2 separate regions of the Homo sapiens genome follow, and region 2 is linked to region 1. Evidence: chromatin loops called from intact Hi-C (ENCODE). Cell type or tissue: OCI-LY7. All regions are shown on one strand. Links, peaks and the distances in the headings refer to the core of each region. The heading gives the core; the rest is flanking DNA. Region 1 overlaps SOBP (sine oculis binding protein homolog). Region 2 overlaps SOBP (sine oculis binding protein homolog).

Region 1 (8,334 bases), core at 45-8,044:
CTTTTAGGTATTTTCTAGGGATTATTACTCTGTTTTCCAAGTCACTTGGAAATCAGAGGGACAAAGGCTGAGATAATCTTGAGGAAACGACAGCCTTTGGGTATGGGGCAAAATGAGAGGGCTTCACTTTGTCCCTCACCTGCCCCTAGTCTGTCTTGTAAATGTGAAAAGCTCAGTGGGCAGTCCCCTTCTGAATTACTTCTGTCTACCTATAGAATGTGCTTGGTTTTTTGTTCAGACCAGGAATTATTCAAAGGATGGTGTGTTCCCCAAGGGAAAAATCTGATTGTGAGAATCTGGGGAGAGTTCCTACCTGCCCTGAGGTTGGGCAGGCTGATTTCTGCTTGTTAGTTCTGCCTCTGGAGAGCAGGAAGAGGAGGCAAAATTTAATCAATTCCAGTTATGGACGGGAAAGGATTTTGAAACTCTGGGTTAAAAGAAGATGACTAGTTAGAGACCAGCCTGGGCAACAGAGTGAGACCTTGTCTCTAAAAAAAAATTTATAAATTATCCAGGCATGGTGGTGTATACCTGTAGTCCCAGCTACTCAAGAGGCTGGGGTTGGAGCATCACTTGAGCCCAGGAGATCAAGGCTGCAGCGAGCTAGGATCATACCACTGCACTCCAGCCTGGGGTGACAGGGCGAGACTCTGTCTCTGGGCAAAAAAAAGAAAAAAAAAAGAAAAAAAAAGGATGCCTACTCATTGAGGAAGGGGGGTGGGGGGGGGGCGGGGGGGCGGCTTCAGCCATTGTGGAGTCTCTAATAAATCAGGAGCTTTTCTTTCCCTCTGGAGCCTTTCCTGTGCACTCTTGGGATCTACTTGTCCTTTGCAAAGTCTAGTACAGCCACCTCTCCCATGGGGAAGGAGACACTTAGCATCCTGGGACCACCAGTCACAGCTTTAGGACTTTAGCTTTCCTGGACCAGCCCTGATGGCACCATGCATTGCCTGGATGGTATGCACGGACCCAGGCTCCCTTCTGAGACTAAGAACAGACATTTGCATTCAGGTATTTTGCATATGCCATTGATAGCACTGAAAAGTAAAACAATAGAACAAGATACTAAAATCTGGGAAGATTTTCTTGGGACTTTCAGTACATCTAGCTTCCTCTCTGGTCACAAGGGTAGACAGCTGGGGACTTTTCTATTACTGGGGTAGCTCCCTTGTAATTTTCCACTTTGAATCTTACATCTTTTTGTATTAAGTTAAATGGTGTTTTGCTCTTTAAAATAGCCTTGTAATATGGCTGGTCTGCACTGCTCGCTTTGTCTTAAAAGGGAATAAAATTCTTAAATTGAAAGCAAATCGGAGAGGGTTCTATGGCGCTCTCTGCGAGGGGCCGAGCGTGGATTCGGGTCTGATGATTACTTTGACTGCAGAAACAGTGGGGGCTGTAATCTCCGAAGCAGCGGACACTCACAGCGACGGTTGGCCCAGTCCTTTGATTTAGACAGCCCTTGGCTGTCTTGCCTGGCCTAGAATCCCTATTCCATTGAAGTCTGGCCTCAGGCTGTCTTCTTGGGCAGTGCCATTTGCATCCAGGCATGGGGAGGGCCTCTGTGTCCTCAGGGTGCCGTGTGTTTGTGGTGAGAGAGGATGAACAGGCAGCAGACAGGGGCTCCCGGGCAGTTGCTGGGCTGCTGCTCGAGCGTCTGCCAGGCATGATGAAATGGGAGGAGGCAGGGAAGGCTTCAGAGCAGCAGGGTTCACCCGCACACCTAAAGTCCTAACAGCATGCAGGCATGGTATAAAACAGGTGATCCCTTAATGAGGTTTTGATGTGTGCGCTGGCTTTTGAATTTTATGCTGGAGTGTCACTGCAGTGTGGGGTTATCTCCAAGGAAACCCTCACATACCTTCCACATCCATTTTCTAACCCCGCTTCTAAAGAGGGCAGCGTGCCCCAGTGGTCTTAAGGGGCATTATAAAACTCTCGAGATAAGATTAATTTGGATTCTTGCTAATTTGGAAAGTCAGTGTAGTCATGAGGAATGTGTGAGTGTGCTGAAAAAAGTGGAACCAGCCACCCTCTAAAAGGCAGGGTAATTATTATACAGGGTTGGGTTGAACAGAGGGTTTGTGTCGCCTTTACTGTTGGTGATCATCAAAGATGTCTTAAGCTAAGAACACAGTTGTCTTTCTCAGTGTGACTCCCGTTTACTGCGTATCAAGCTGCAGGAAGTCCAGCTGATGTAAATAGATTAATATTTAAAAAGTAATACAGAAGAATGAGGTTCCAAACATGTAATGTTTAATTATTGAAAACCCATAATGGAATTCCAATCCAAACTCATCTCTCACATCTCACTGGTGTTCAGCAAAGAAGCTCAATTAGCTGGGGAGCCTGCCCACCCCACAGCTTGATTTGATCATCCCAGGGCCAAGCCCATGCTCTCTCTTAAAGTGCCTGGCAACACAGATGTGGGCAGCTTGGGTTGTTGTATGACTCCTTTTTTTTTTTTTTTTTTTTTTTTTCTGAGACGGAGTCTCTCTGTCGCACAGGCTGGAGTGCAGTGGCACGATCTCAGCTCACTGCAACATCTACCTCCTGGGTTCAAGCAGTTCTCTTGCCTCAGCCTCCCAAGTAGCTGGGACTACAGGCACCCGCCACCAAGCCAAGCTAATTTTTTGTATTTATAGTAGAGATGGGGTTTCACCATATAGGCCAGGCTGGTCTTGAACTCCTGACCTCAGGTGATGCGCCCGCCTCAGCCTCTTAAAATACTGGGATTACAGGTGTGAGCCACCGTGCGCGGCCCGTATGCCTTCTTATTACATAATTGTTGCAGCCCTTTTTAGTCAAATTAATGGGTAAATGACTGTACAGTGTGAACAGGACAATAGAGAAGAATTTGCATAACTTCTAACTGGTACAATTCAGGAAAGTTAGGTGACCTTCCAGAAATCATAGTATTAAGGGCATTCATAGTTCCTTTGGGTTTATTAGGCCATGAAGTATTTGTCTGGTTAGAAGAGTTTACTTAGTCTAGGGGTAGCTGATCACCCATTCTCCTCTTGAGACCATAGTTCTTTGGCCCTTTAGGACATATGTGTCACTTACTCTGGATAAGGCTGAATTTGCGCAGAGGCCTGTGGCAGAGAATGGCCAAAGGAAGAGATAAAATGATCAACATGACTAGAATAAACCCTCATCCATAGACCAATGGGATTTAGTTCAAAATCAGTGTGCCAGCAAGGCTGTTTGAAGTAGTTTTCTTGATTTTATGTTTTTATTTAGCATGACAGTTAAGGACAGTCCTTTGTGTATAAATACAAAAAATAGCGATATGCCATTTGTTGTTGTTTGGTTTAAGTGCACGTGAAGAGGCTGCTCAGTTGTGGCCCCTTTCTCATGTAATGCTCAGGAATTCATCTGTCATGCAGAAAATGCAGCTGTGTGACCTAAAATGCTCTTGGGTGAAGCCTCGGGGTTTGGAAGGTCACGCCATAGGTACTGGTATTCATGACATCCTGTCGGGCTTGTGGGCTGCGTAGGGTAACTAGAACTGAGAGGACAGAAATTGAGTTTGTAGTGACTGCAGAAGCTGAAACCACAAGGTGAAATGTAATAGGGTCTAGGCCTCAGTGAGCACAGGAAGCTGATTAGAGGTGAGCAGGGGCGGGGGAGCACTGAGGCTGAGAAAAGTGCCACAAGGGGACGAGTAACGTTGATTTCTGGACAGAGCCTGTTAACATGCGGAGGGGCCCATGTGTAGGAATCACCTTCACCTTCTCCTGCAGTTCAGTTACAACTGGTAATTGCATCCTGAACCCTTATCATGTGCAGGATGGGGTTCTGGGGTGTAAAGGTGCCATGAGATCCAGGCCCAGTACCACAAAAGAAAGCTTTAATTAAAGAAAACATGATAAGGCTTAGGTTTCCTGGCCCCATCTTATGCATCCAAGTGATTAAGGTAGCATTTTTCAAAGTGTTTTCCTATAGAAGCCTACTTTAAAAATAAAAGAGTTCTGTTTTTGAAAAGCTGGGGAAACTCTGGATGAATGAAGTTTAAGTATGTTTCTTTTCTGCAGATCTCCTCAGAGGCTCAGGCATGGCAGCCTGCACTGAGAACCTCCAAAGAAGAGCATAGAATATGCAACATTTCCCAAGCTTATTGGGCCATGGGATCCTTTTTGGGGGACAGAGCATTTATTGGTGGATCTAGTGTTTCTCAGCATATACTTTAGGAAATAGAGAGTTGGGGCATATTGGTCAGTGGTAGGGTCGGTGGGGTGGGGGGCAGTTGGAATGGGTTTAGGAATAGACAAGAACCTGAGAGAGTATTCATATTTCCTTTCTATGGAGACCCTCAGAAATAGTAGTGCAGGTGTATGCAGGCTTCTATAAGAGGCATGTCCTGGTGTAAACTTTATGCTTTTGCACCAGCAGAAGACAAGGCCTCCCAGCCCTTGGATTTGAGTAGGTCCACCCAGACTGAGGCTGTCCTGGGTACGCCACACCCATAGCAAGATACAGGGTCATTAACCACCAGGAGGGAGTATTACGGGATTAGGCAGGGACCTTGAAGTCACTGCCCCTTCCTAGATTTTCCTCATTTTTTTTAGCAGAGGGTAATACCTGGAAGGTTATGGTAAGGATTAAATCTGAGAAAGTCTGTCAAGCTGGGTGAGACTTTTGGTCTTCCTAAAGTTATGGAAGCTTGCCATAAAGAAGCCCAGGGAAATCAGAAAGGTGGGAATAGCCATTGCCACTCATCCCTGTGGTGTCTGAGCAATTGTGCTGGCAGTGAATGGTCCCACAGTGCTAATAACTGAGCCACTGGACTGCCTTACTGCTCCCAAGGAGCAGGCATCCTTGCTTCCTGATTTAGCACGAGGCCGTTAAAGATTTGCAGTTCCCTGCAGTTTGGCTTCTACTCCATCCACTTCCAGCTCCCTTCTCCCCACTCTCTAATTTGTGACCTATGCTTCCCTGTGGTTTCTGCACATTGCCTCTCTCCTCTGTGGTCCTCTGGCTTTATTCCTATGACCACTCTCTCCACCACTATTTAGTCTCTTGGCATTATATTGATTCCAAACTTCCCAAATAAGAACATCTAATTGGTCCATTGAGTTGCTCTGTCCCTCTTAGGCAGAGCCCACACCAACATCTTCAGGTGTCTTTGGGTCCAGGCAGCTACAGCCAATGAGACAGCAGGGCCATGACCACAGCAGACACCAGCATCTCATGGGCTCTGTTCTGATACAGAAGTAGTTAGCACACAGTTCTTTTCCTCCTCCTCTTTGTTCCCTCTCCTGTTCCTGCCCACTTTTGGAACATGCCAATCTGTATCAAAGGCATGCCTTGATACAGCAGGAAATACCCAGTAACACCTTTTATTTCACTCTTAGATACTAAGCACTGAAAGAAAGGCCCGCCCTCACATATTTAGAGCATCCACCATATTTCTTTTTTCTGTGTCTCACCAGATCCAGGGCATGTTATGCAGGCTGTTTGAATTAGGCAGCTCTGTTATGCTCATTTCTCCTCTTACCCGGGAGCCAAGAGTCCAGTTGTATGAAGGGTCAGATGGCAGTACAGTTTTCTTCTGCATCTCATTTCCTCCTTCAGAGTAGGCCAAAGAATGATGTCATTAGTCATACAGAGGTTAGGAAATGGGGGTTTCTACCCAAATACTGACAACTGATATGTAATTGTTGCTAGTCTTAATTTACTTAGCTCTAAAATAAGGTATGTTATCTGGCTGCTTGTCTGTTTACAGATTTCTGGTGAGTGATATTATGATAGTACTATTGAGCCACTTGAATTTATTGGAGGAAAGGAGCTATATAAATAACAGGTGTGTTTAAATATATATGAATACCTATCTGTGTCCCGGGTTGTCTTGGTTCACACCATTTAACAGTTCAGGCATTTGGCCTGGATGAGGAGATTCAGTTGGGCGAACCCAGGATTCGCTGATGAGGATGGAGTTGTAAGAGGGATCCTTAGTGGAGAATCCAGTATTTGTTGAGCATTGGTTTTCAACCAGGTAGTTAGCACAGCAGGATGGCTAAATTCACAGAACAAAGACAGAAAAGAACTAGGCAAATCAGCAGTCCACAAACAGGAAATAAGCTTTTCAGAGACAAAGGAACCAGTGTGGATATCCAAAGAAATCAGAAGCAGTCCAGCACATCCCTCCCACGTATCTAGGAAATTGCCACTAAGCAGTCACTCTCACACAGGTTTTAATTAACTAAAAAAGACGATAGGCAATCCAAATTATTCCTTCTCCCCAGGTTCATGAGCCCAACACACGGAGCCTTTTGAATTTGCAGCATTATATACCAGATGCCATAAATGTCACATTTGTGTGTGACAGAGCATAAGGGATTCCATTGGTAACTCTGGCCCGGGTGACTGGTGCTGGCCTGAAGCTGAGCCTAGGGCTAAAACATCCATAGTGAGCTTAAGACCACAGCCTGGCCCAAAAACCTCCTCATTATTGCAATTATATTGCTGTCAAACACTCCACAAACCATTAGAAGCATAGTAAAGAATTTGGGGGTCAAGTGTTTTGTTGGTTTGGGTTTCTGGGTTTTATTTTTGCAGTGTGCTTTTTACTTTGAAGTACACATCAGAGGAAAATTTGTAGTAGGGTATTTTTCTCCCTCTCTTTTTTTAAAATAACAGATTTAACAGAATAAAGGGTAAGTAAGAGTAGAGTATAGGTAAAACAGTTGGCCCTGTTTTTCTAAATAGGAAAATGTGTTACCTTACCTTTGTAATAATACGTAAAAACATCTGTATTTATGCAGCACTTTTTATTTTTTAGAATGCTTCCATTTGCACTATTTGTTTTGATCCTCCCAGCAGCTCTTGAAGGTAGACGGGGTGCCAGAGGGCACAGGAGCAGGACCCAAAGTTGCAGAGTGGGCAGCATGTGGGTCTTCTGAGCCAAATGGAATCAAAGCCTGAGGCACTGATTGAAAATTGGGAAGAATGTATTTACAGATTTAATCTCATCAAGAAAACTTTCAACTATTAGGTGGCTAGCAGAGGCAACAACTATCCCAATAAACTTGAAAACTGGACATGATAAAGGCAGCTGGGATGATACAAGAAGAGATGCGATTGTGGAGAAGAGCCAGTTCTTCTCAAGAGTAAACAAAGACATTAGCAGGAACAAACAATTGACTTCCAAAGTCTCTCTGCCAATGCAGAGAATGGGAAGGACCAAGTTGCCCTGGCTTATGGGCACAAAAAGGTGAAAACAGTCTCAGAGATCCCACTGAGACTTGGCAGTGTCTTGTGCCTAGACTAGAGCTAACACAGAGAACTAAAATATAAAATGACACACCCCACAGACATATCTAATAGGTAGGTAAAATGCTTGAAAATATATCCTTGTATAGCAGTTGACACTCTTGAGGGGGAAATGCAAGACAGGAATTTTAGGAATATAAAAGGAAGCATCAAAAGAATAATGTGGGGATATTTAGTATAAAATATGGAGCAGACATTTAAAAAATACATTAATTAGCAAAGAAGCAAGATATGGGATAATTTATCTTGTTATCTACTAAAAATATTATTCTCTTCAAAACAGAGCAGTTAATAATTCCCCCCCATGCCCTGTGAAGAGTTATGAGAAGGTGGAGGAGCAGTGAAGGGAATCCTACTTTGACCACCATCTGATTAATCTAGGGTAGAGCTACTTGGAATGTGGCTGGAGTGGGGAAGTGGCACTATCTTGGAATACGTGATAGCAGAGGGGGAGAATGCTGGATATGATCAGCCACATTCCCTGGAGTTTAGAAAAGCAGATTTTTTTGAAGTGCCAAGGAAAGGTGGATTTGGTCCGACAATCAGAGGCTCAGTGCATTTGGGGAGTTATTTGGGGCTTTGTGTAAAGTTCTGAAAATGAAATTAGATCAGGAAGGCTAGGCTGCAAAAGGAGCTGAACCCTTAGGGGAATGCCCAAGTTAATAAAAGGAGCTAGTAACGCTATGTTCATAGAAGGAAAAAGAAGTAGAAGTGGATAGATCCGTATTTAGAGCAAGTCATGTAATATTTAACAAAAGAGGATGAAAAGGCAGGGCTCGGCAAATTTTATTTGGTTTCCATTGTCTCCGTAAAGAGAATGTTCTCTACACTGCAAAGAGTAGGGAATACCATAAAGAAGGGTACCAATCCCAAGTCAGGGGGAGAGAGAGAGAGATAGGCAGAGAACATCTGCTATGCTAAGCAAATTAGATCTTCCAGCTCACAAAAGGAAATTGGTAGATGATTTCATATCTACTTCTGGTTAATCTTTGCTCTGTAAAAAATACAGAAACGGACAAATGTTGACCAAATTTTTAAAATTGGGAAAGGGTTTCTGAT
Region 2 (8,334 bases), core at 138-8,137, 69 kb before region 1:
ACATTTCGGAAAGCAACCAAAAATAGTGAAGACTGTACGCATGGACATTGGATATCAGAAGCTGTGCTCCAAGGACCTTAGGAAGCAGTGTAAGAGAAAGATGCCGTATATGGGCAATTGGGAGTAGCTTCCCTGTCCTGTATCAATCTGTGATGTAGAGCAGGTTTTATAAGGATTTTTTGCAACTTAAACAGTGGTTTGAATCTTTAAGGAAAATCAGTTGAAGCAAATTTGAGAAGCTTAAGTGCTGTAAATCAGAGGGTCCAAAACATATGAAGGAAATAAAGTATGATGTTGCTGATAGCATTAAAAATAGCACGTATACTTGAGAGTGGAGAAGTCACTGGGGTGCAAGGGCATCCAGCCTCTCTCAAGGGTCTGCTTTGCTGCATCCTGGATGCAGTCCTCCAGGTATCTTCCCATGAGCATGCTGGCGCCTGCACTCATGTGCACACAGAAAGCCTCTGGATTTGAAATGGGTGAGTGTCCATTATCATAATTTTGAGAAAAGCCAGACTCTAAGGAATGACAGAACAGTACAAAGTTTGCAGGGTCACTATTTGAGGAGGCTCCTTTGAGAAAAACAAAACAAACAAACAAAAAACAGTATTTATGTCTTGAGTTAGCATTTGATACAAACCTAAATAAAAATGACCAAATATAGCCTTGCAAAAAAGTAAGGTAAGTTGTTTGGATTTTCAAAAATCCAAGTAATTCATTTAGAGTTTGGCTGACTCCTCCTGAAGAGACCCTTGAGGAACATAAACAACTGAAGACAAGGAATAAAGCCCAGCCTTGGATTAAGAACCTGGGGAAGGAGTGGATGATATTCCTCAGGGTAGAGAAATTAATAGTGTACCATCCCAGGGGTTTATATTAGGAGTAGTGTCACTTGGTAATACTGATGGCTTATTTGGCAGTAGATGACAGGAAGGAGGTAGCATTCACTACTTTCTCTTAGTTGCTTTCATTTGAAAAACCACAGAGAATTACCCTCCGCCCAAAAAGAAACCCTTACAAATATATACATATAATGAGGTAACCTGACATCAGATGCAATTCCATTCACTCAGCCATCAGCGAGCACAAGGGAACAAAACGTTTTAATCCTCACGTCCCTGATATGGGCTGACTCTCAGCATCCCCAGAGAGGAGAACTTGGTCCCATCTGTAGGGGGCTCATTGTGTTACCTGCCTAGAGTAAAAAAATTAACGTTTAAATGTTTGACTGCATTAAAGACAATTTTTAAAAGCAGACAAAAGTACGTCAAACAATATGCTGATAATCAAGCTATGTCCCTTCTCACAGGAAATGTGTAGTTCATTCTTCTTGAACCTGATTTTTATAAAAGGCTAACGCTGAACTTTAAAAGAGTTGACACAGAGGATTAAATGTGTTTTTATTATACTGCAGGCTATACAAATATGGGATACAAAAGCCTGAAAAGGTATATTGTTGAGGACAAAAGAACTAATAATAAAACTAAAGAATTGGTAAATGTAAATGTAATCAAAATGTACTCAGCCTCTTAACACTCAGGGGTAACCTTTGCAGTTGGCCACAATGGGGAAAGACTAGGTCAGACTCCATGGCAGATGGTTTAATACATAGTACATACATTAATCCACGGAGGCAGCCCTGGAAATGCAAGCAGGTTGTTAATGATCATGGATAGTAGTTGTGAGCTGTTCCTGGTCTTGCAGTTAAGTGTTCAGATGTCATGCTTCGGGGTCCAAGTTGATGGGTTTCTGGGTTGGGAAAACATTTTCCCCCTTCTATTGCACTGCACAGCTGATAAGGCATGCTTCAGGGAAGGAGTGATTTAGACTACTGCAGGTGAATGGAAGGGAGAGAAGGTAGACTTACAACCCAGTCCCATGATTTAGTTTGATGACTTTTTACTTCTAGTTAAAGTGGTACCATTGAGAGTTCATTGAGTATGAGGGATTTGTGAATCAAATGTAAAGGAGCAGACACCACTGCTGTAAATCTAATAGAACTTCAAATCTGACATCAAGTCAATACTGCTTACCAACAACAACAAAAGGAATCCCCAATCTCATGGCCTACTGGCACCAGAGAAAACCATGTACCAATAATATAATTTTCTTTTTCTGTTTTCTTTTTGTTTTTTTTTTTTTGAGACAGAGTCTTGCTCTGTTGCCCACGCTGGAGTGCAGTGGCGTGATCTTGGCTCACTGCAAGTTCCACCTCCTGGGTTCCTGCCTCAGCCTCCCGAGCAGCTGGGACTACAGGCGCCCGCCACCATGCCTGGCTAATTTTTTGTATTTTTAGTAGAGACAGGGTTTCATTGTGTTAGCCAGGATGGTCTCCATCTCCTGACCTCGTGATGCGCCCGCCTTGGCCTCCCAAAGTGCTGGGATTACAGGCGTGAGCCACCGCGCCCAGCCAACCTATAATATAATTTTCAACGTTCTTTATCATGAATTGTTTAATAAGTAGAAAAGAATATTGACCTCCCAAATTTCAGCACAATCAAAGTTGACTTAAATAGTGAATTAAGGGCTGGGTGCAGAGGCTCACATCTGTAACACCAGCACTTTGGGAGGCTGAGGTGGGAGGATCACTTGAGGCCAGGAGTTCGTGACCAGCCTGGACAACATAGCAAGACTCTGTTTCTACAAAATATAAAAAAAATCACCCAGGTGTGATGGTGAACACCTGTAGTCTCAGCTGCTAGGGAGGCTGAGGTAGGAGAATTGTTTGAGCCAGGAGTTTGAGGTTGCAGTGAGCTGTGATTGTGCTACTGCACTCCAGCCTGGGTGACAGAGCAAGACCTTATTTCTAAAAAATAAATAAATAAATAAATAAATTGAATTAAAAACAGATAAACCGGCCGGGCGCAGTGGCTCAAGCCTGTAATCCCAGCACTTTGGGGGGCCGAGGCGGGCAGATCATGAGTTCAGGAGATCGAGACCATCTGGCTAACATGGTTAAACCCTGTCTCTACTAAAAATACAAAAAAATTAGCTGGGCATGATGGCAGGTGCCTGTAGTCCCAGCTACTCGGGAAGCTGAGGCAGGAGAATGGCATGAACCCGGGAGGCGGAGCTTGCAGGGAGCCAAGATCGCACCACAGCACTCCAATCTGGGCAACAGAGCGAGACTTCATCTCAAAAACAAACAAACAAACAACAACAACAAAAAAAAACAGATAAATCCAGAGAATTAATTATAAAGAGGCATACTCCCAAGCCCTATACTGGGGTGGAGCTCATGGAAGTTATTTGTATTATTGAAGCACAAATTGATTATAGAAGCTTAAATCAAAATAACCAGAATTAAATAGAAACTCAGGAAAAAAAAAACCCTAGATGCCTTATGGGGTTTCATTTAGGGTGTCATTTTGCATTAAATGCGATGAAAGAAGAAAGTTAAAGTGCCCCAGAGTAAATGGAGTTAGAACTTTATATTTCCTTTCCCCCAGAAGTACAGCTCCCCTCCTCATTCAAGCCCTTTTGCTCATTTTTTTTTTACATTTCTAATGTAGTCATTTAGTACTTAGTAAGTATCAGTTAATTTTTAATTTTTTATGATCATATAATTCAGCTCTGGATAAGGAGATGTTTGATGTTCCATGGCCTAGATATTTGGCTAAATATTTGATCAGGGGCAAGTAAAGGTGATATAGACCTCAATTTCTTTCTCCCTATGTGTGTAGGGAGATGGGGTGATGTACTGGAGAAAACCTATGTCAAAACAACCGTGATAGTTAACCCCTATCACCTGCACTCTCCAGGGATGTCCAGGGGCCTGGTAAGGTATGGTCATGTTACTCTAACCCAGCTGTGCATGGGAGGAGACATGGAGAGATGGGCCTTACTCATTCCTGGGAAGCCTGGCACCCATGGGGTCCCTCCTCTCCACACCTGGAAGGCCAGTGGGGACAGGAAGGAAGTTGGCAGCTTCCATTTTGGTCTTGAGTCCTAAAGCTGAAATAATCCTTTCTGTCACTCAGCCCCCTTGCAGGGCAGCTGCTAACAGGAACAGTTGACCCACACTCGGCTTGGACCAGGATACTGGAATAGTGTGGGTAGTGAAAGGCCAGAGAGAAGCATAAGAATGCATATTTGGGTACAGACTGGTGTCTGTAAAACAAGCACATGAATCTGCAACTCAGTGAGGTCCTCAGAGGATGGAACTTGTCTCAGGGCTGGGTGCCGTGGAAATTAGACATCTGAGACGTGGTTTCTGCTCAGAAGAGTGTCTGTTTGAGCGTGTGAATTGTCCTGTGCTTGTGTGGAAGTTGACTTCACGCCACACATTTATCCACTTACGCATTTATTCAACAAGCAATATTGAGCATCCGCAGTATGAAGGGCATTGTTCTGTGGCTGGGGATACAAAGATAAATAAAGAGAGGTCCTTGCCTCTGAGGCTCTCACAGTTGAATGGGGAGAGCAACCAGTAAACAAATGACATGATGTGAGGCATGCTGGAACTGATGCGGGTAAGAAGAACCCGGGCACCACAGGGTGACTTACCCAGCCCAGAGGCCAGGCTCTATGCATGAGTGAGCACATGCTAATTTAGAGACCAAAATATAGATTCAGGAAATGGGATGGATAGAAAAAAGGACGGTGAGGCTCAAAAAAGATGTGAGTCAGGAATGAGAGCGCCACATGTCACACATTAAAAAACCAATGCATAACCCTTACTGTCATTCCCATGTTGTGCTTTAACATTTTAAAATATCACGGACTTTGTAGGAATGCTTGAAACAATACTACATAACTTAAAAAATGGATTTTTGACATCATTTTGCCCTTGGGATGTTTTATGAAGAAGTCTTCAGGAGATAAAGGAGGCAAAGAAGCAGAGAATCTAACAGACAGGGCTCAGGGCTCATGGATAAAGTAATGCAGAGACTGACAGGCACGTGAAGAGTTTAATATGTGTCTGCACATTTCCTGAACTGTGCAACCTTAAAGTGGTGGTAGAAAACTTCTCCAACATCCTCCTCCTACGGCCGAGAAAACTGTGGCCCTGAGAAGTTAAGTGACTTGCAGGGGCCACACATCTAGTGGCGGGGGGTGGTTACCACAACAGATATATCAGCTCTGATGAAGTTTCTAAACTCAGTAACAAGAGGAGGCTGTAATTGCAGTTGCCTGAAGAGCAATAGAAACTGGTCTCCTTTATGATTAGAATATCAGTGTTTAGTAAGTGTACATAATAACTTTGTAAAATGGCTTAGTATGCTATTTTTCAAGCTTTTATTTATTATGAACCAGTAGTAAAAAATTTGTTTTATAATTTAGTACGCACACACACACAAACTCATAACCAGTTTCACAGAATCTAAGTCACTTTGATGATGGCGTTTTCTTGATTTTGCCAGAAGGTATCAATGAAGATTTTCATACAATTATGTCACAGCTACAACCTGGCTAAAAACAAGGGCAAAATGAATCATGATTTCAGAAGTGTTAAAATGTGAAAAATATCTGGGTTTTAGAATACGCAAAACAGGGCATATGTATTTAAAACTGAAATAAAAATTTCATGAAATAATACCATACTTATTTTCCTGTGTGATCCACTCTGATATTTTCTGTTTTATTTCATTTAAAAAATTGTTGATTGGGGCTGGGCGCAGTGGCTCATGCCTGTAATCCCAGCACTTTGGGAGGCTGAAGCAGGTGGATCACTTGGGGTCAGGAGTTCGATACCAGCCTCAACAACATGGTGAAACCTCATCTCTACTAAATATACAAAAATTAGCTGGGCATGGTGGTGCACACCTGTAATCCCAGCTACTTGGGAGGCTGAGGCAGGAGAATCGCTTGAACCCAGGAGGTGGAGGTTTCAGTGAGCTGAGATCGCACCACTGCACTCCAGCCTGGGCATCAGAGCAAGACTCCATCTCAACAACAACAACAAAAAAATTGTTGATTGGGACTTACTGATGAGCTGAGAAGCTTGAAAATAGTAGGTAAATAGGTATATTGGTATGAAATGTCATTATCATGGTAGGTTGGGGGCCTTCAATTTCTCACCGTTGGATGGATTCTCTTTGACCTTAACTCTGCAATTTCACCAAGTTAAACCGAGCTATGATCAGTTATGCTCAACTTTCATTGTGGGCTCTCTTAGCAGAGTTATATTTATCACAAAATGGCCAGTGGCTCCTCCATTTATAATTTAAGTATGCATTTGTCTTGATGGAGAACTGCAGGTGATGTGTGTATTGATCAGATAGTAAAAGGGAATGCTCAAATTTTAAGCTGTGCTATATGAAGCTGTTGTATCAGGTGAAAATGAAGCAAAGGAAGTCAGAGGTGAGTTGTTGGGGAGGACCAAGGGTGGGAAAGCCAGGGGAGTGGAGGAAGACCAGACAATGAGGAGGGGCAGCCTCCCAAGAAGCTTCTCACTGTCATTCTGAGCCTGGACCAAAGGGGAGGAGGAGTTGAATGGAGGGATAGACACTCACCATGTTCAGCCTGGTCTTCTCCATTCCAGTCAAATGAGATGAATTCCAGGCCTGTTCCACATAGCTGTGTTGTTAACCATGGCACGAGGCACATCCTTCACAAGGATTGGCCAACATCAGGGGAGTTGATGGGAGAACATCTTGGCTACCAAGTAGAAAGAGTGGCTGACTCTATTTTAAAGTCAGCCACTGATCAGGGGTGGTGGTGTGTACCTGTAGTTCTAGTTACTTAGGAGGCTGAGCAGGGAGGATCACTTGAACCCAGGAGTTAGAAACTGCAGTGAGCTATGATCACACCACTGTACTCCAGCCTGGGAGACAGTGTGAGACCCTGTCTCCATGAATAAATAAATAAATAGTAGACTGATGAAGACATAATAGCTAAGGCTTCCCCATTTAAATAGTTTGGTACTTAAAGCCAGATTAGAGATGGGGTGGGTGTGGAGTGGAGAATAAACCTGAGAACTTATTCATGTAACCAAACACCACCTGTTCCCCAAAAACCTATTGAAATAAATAAATAAATAATAAAAAAGAAAAAGGAAACTATCTGAGCTGGGAGTTTAACTGTTTGAATCATGGCCTTCTTTGATAATCTGAAGAAAGCTTCAGATTGGAGTCTGTCTCCAGGGAATACACATGCACAGAGAATTTCACACATAATTTCATGGGGTTCATGGACTTTCTGAAATCCACTCACGGGCTTATTATTATTTTATTTATTTATTTATTTATTTATTTATTTATTTATTTATTTATTTTGAGACAGAGTCTCACTGTGTCGCCCAGGCCTGAGTGCAGTGGCACGATCTCGGCTCACTGCAACCTCTGCCTCCTGGGCTCAAGTGATTCTCCTGCCTCAGCGTCCCAAGTAGCTGGGACTACAGGTGCACGCCACTACACCTGGCTAATTTTTTTTTTTTTTGAGATGGAGTCTCCCTCTGTCGCCCAGGCTGGAGTGCAGTGGTCTCGGCTTACTGCAACCTCCGCCTCCCCAGTTCAAGCGATTCTCTGCCTCAGCCTCCCAAGTAGCTGGGATTATAGGCGCCCGCCACCATGCCTGGCTAATTTTTTTGTATTTTTAGTAGAGACAGGGTTTCACCATCTTGGCCAGGCTGGTCTTGAACTCCTGACCTCGTGATCCACCCGCCTTGGCCTCCCAAAGTGCTGGGATTACAGGTGTGAGCCACTGTGCCTGGCCAATTTTTTGTACTTTTAGTAGAGACGAGGTTTTGCTGTGTTGGCCAGACTGGTCTTGAACTCCTGGTCTCAGGTCATCTGCCTGCCTCAGGTGTGGGCTTTTTGAATTCTGGTTTAGAGTTCTATATAATGTAACATGCATTAGACATGAGAGAATTCAGCTCCCATCTTCTCTTCTACAAACAAGGTTTCTTCCCTTAAGCCAGAGATAGAAGATGGAAGGTTTTCTGACATGTGCAGCCTAGAATGGAGGTTGGGACAGGTGGAGGTGAGCTGTAAATCCACCAGCATGAGGGACAGCGTGGCCAGACTGGGGTTTGACTTGTACTGCCTGGTATGCCTCCCAGCAGATTTTTTGAGTAACCCTCCAGTAATAAACTTTACAGTATTAGGGAAAAGGGCATTTGGCCTGAGAGCTAGAGATGATGCTCCTTCCAGGATGTAGGCCTTGAGAAACAAGTGACAGAGTTTTTCTGCAGTTTGTCCAGTACTTAGAGCAATCCCAGACCTCTCAAAATGGATGGCTTTAAAGTCACAAAACTGGTGATGTTAAGGAGAGCTTCTTCCATTTGCATTACAGAGACTTGATGGATGTGGGGAAGCTCTAGTCGTGGTAAGATGTTGGATTAAATAATCTTGCTGCCTGGATGCCCTGTCAGATGCAGCGTAATACTTAACA

The links. Hi-C counts contacts between places; a loop is a spot of excess contacts. Peaks named below come from ENCODE experiments on the same cell type or tissue, not always from the same donor. Only the 100,000 strongest peaks of a DNase experiment are listed, where the experiment ranks them.
Region 2: it touches region 1 in a loop (2.4-fold over the local background); 3 of 110 quality-filtered maps call a loop at or near these places.

The regions. Positions count from the first base shown.
Region 1 is chr6:107,615,366-107,623,699 of GRCh38, forward strand. The region is part of intron 5 of SOBP (sine oculis binding protein homolog); the gene reads left to right. Among named protein-coding and RNA genes, the nearest start is that of SOBP, 130 kb to the left of the region's middle. In OCI-LY7, for the core only: no CTCF peak of the experiment used is centred there; DNase peaks (open chromatin) are centred at 606, 966, 2,796, 3,526 and 1 weaker place; H3K4me3 peaks cover 4,655 bases; H3K27ac peaks cover 6,091 bases.
Region 2 is chr6:107,546,130-107,554,463 of GRCh38, forward strand. All of the region lies in intron 4 of SOBP (sine oculis binding protein homolog), which reads left to right. Among named protein-coding and RNA genes, the nearest start is that of SOBP, 60 kb to the left of the region's middle. In OCI-LY7, for the core only: CTCF peaks have their summits at 5,039 and 5,262; DNase peaks (open chromatin) are centred at 3,952, 4,512 and 4,992; H3K4me3 peaks cover 1,898 bases; H3K27ac peaks cover 2,515 bases.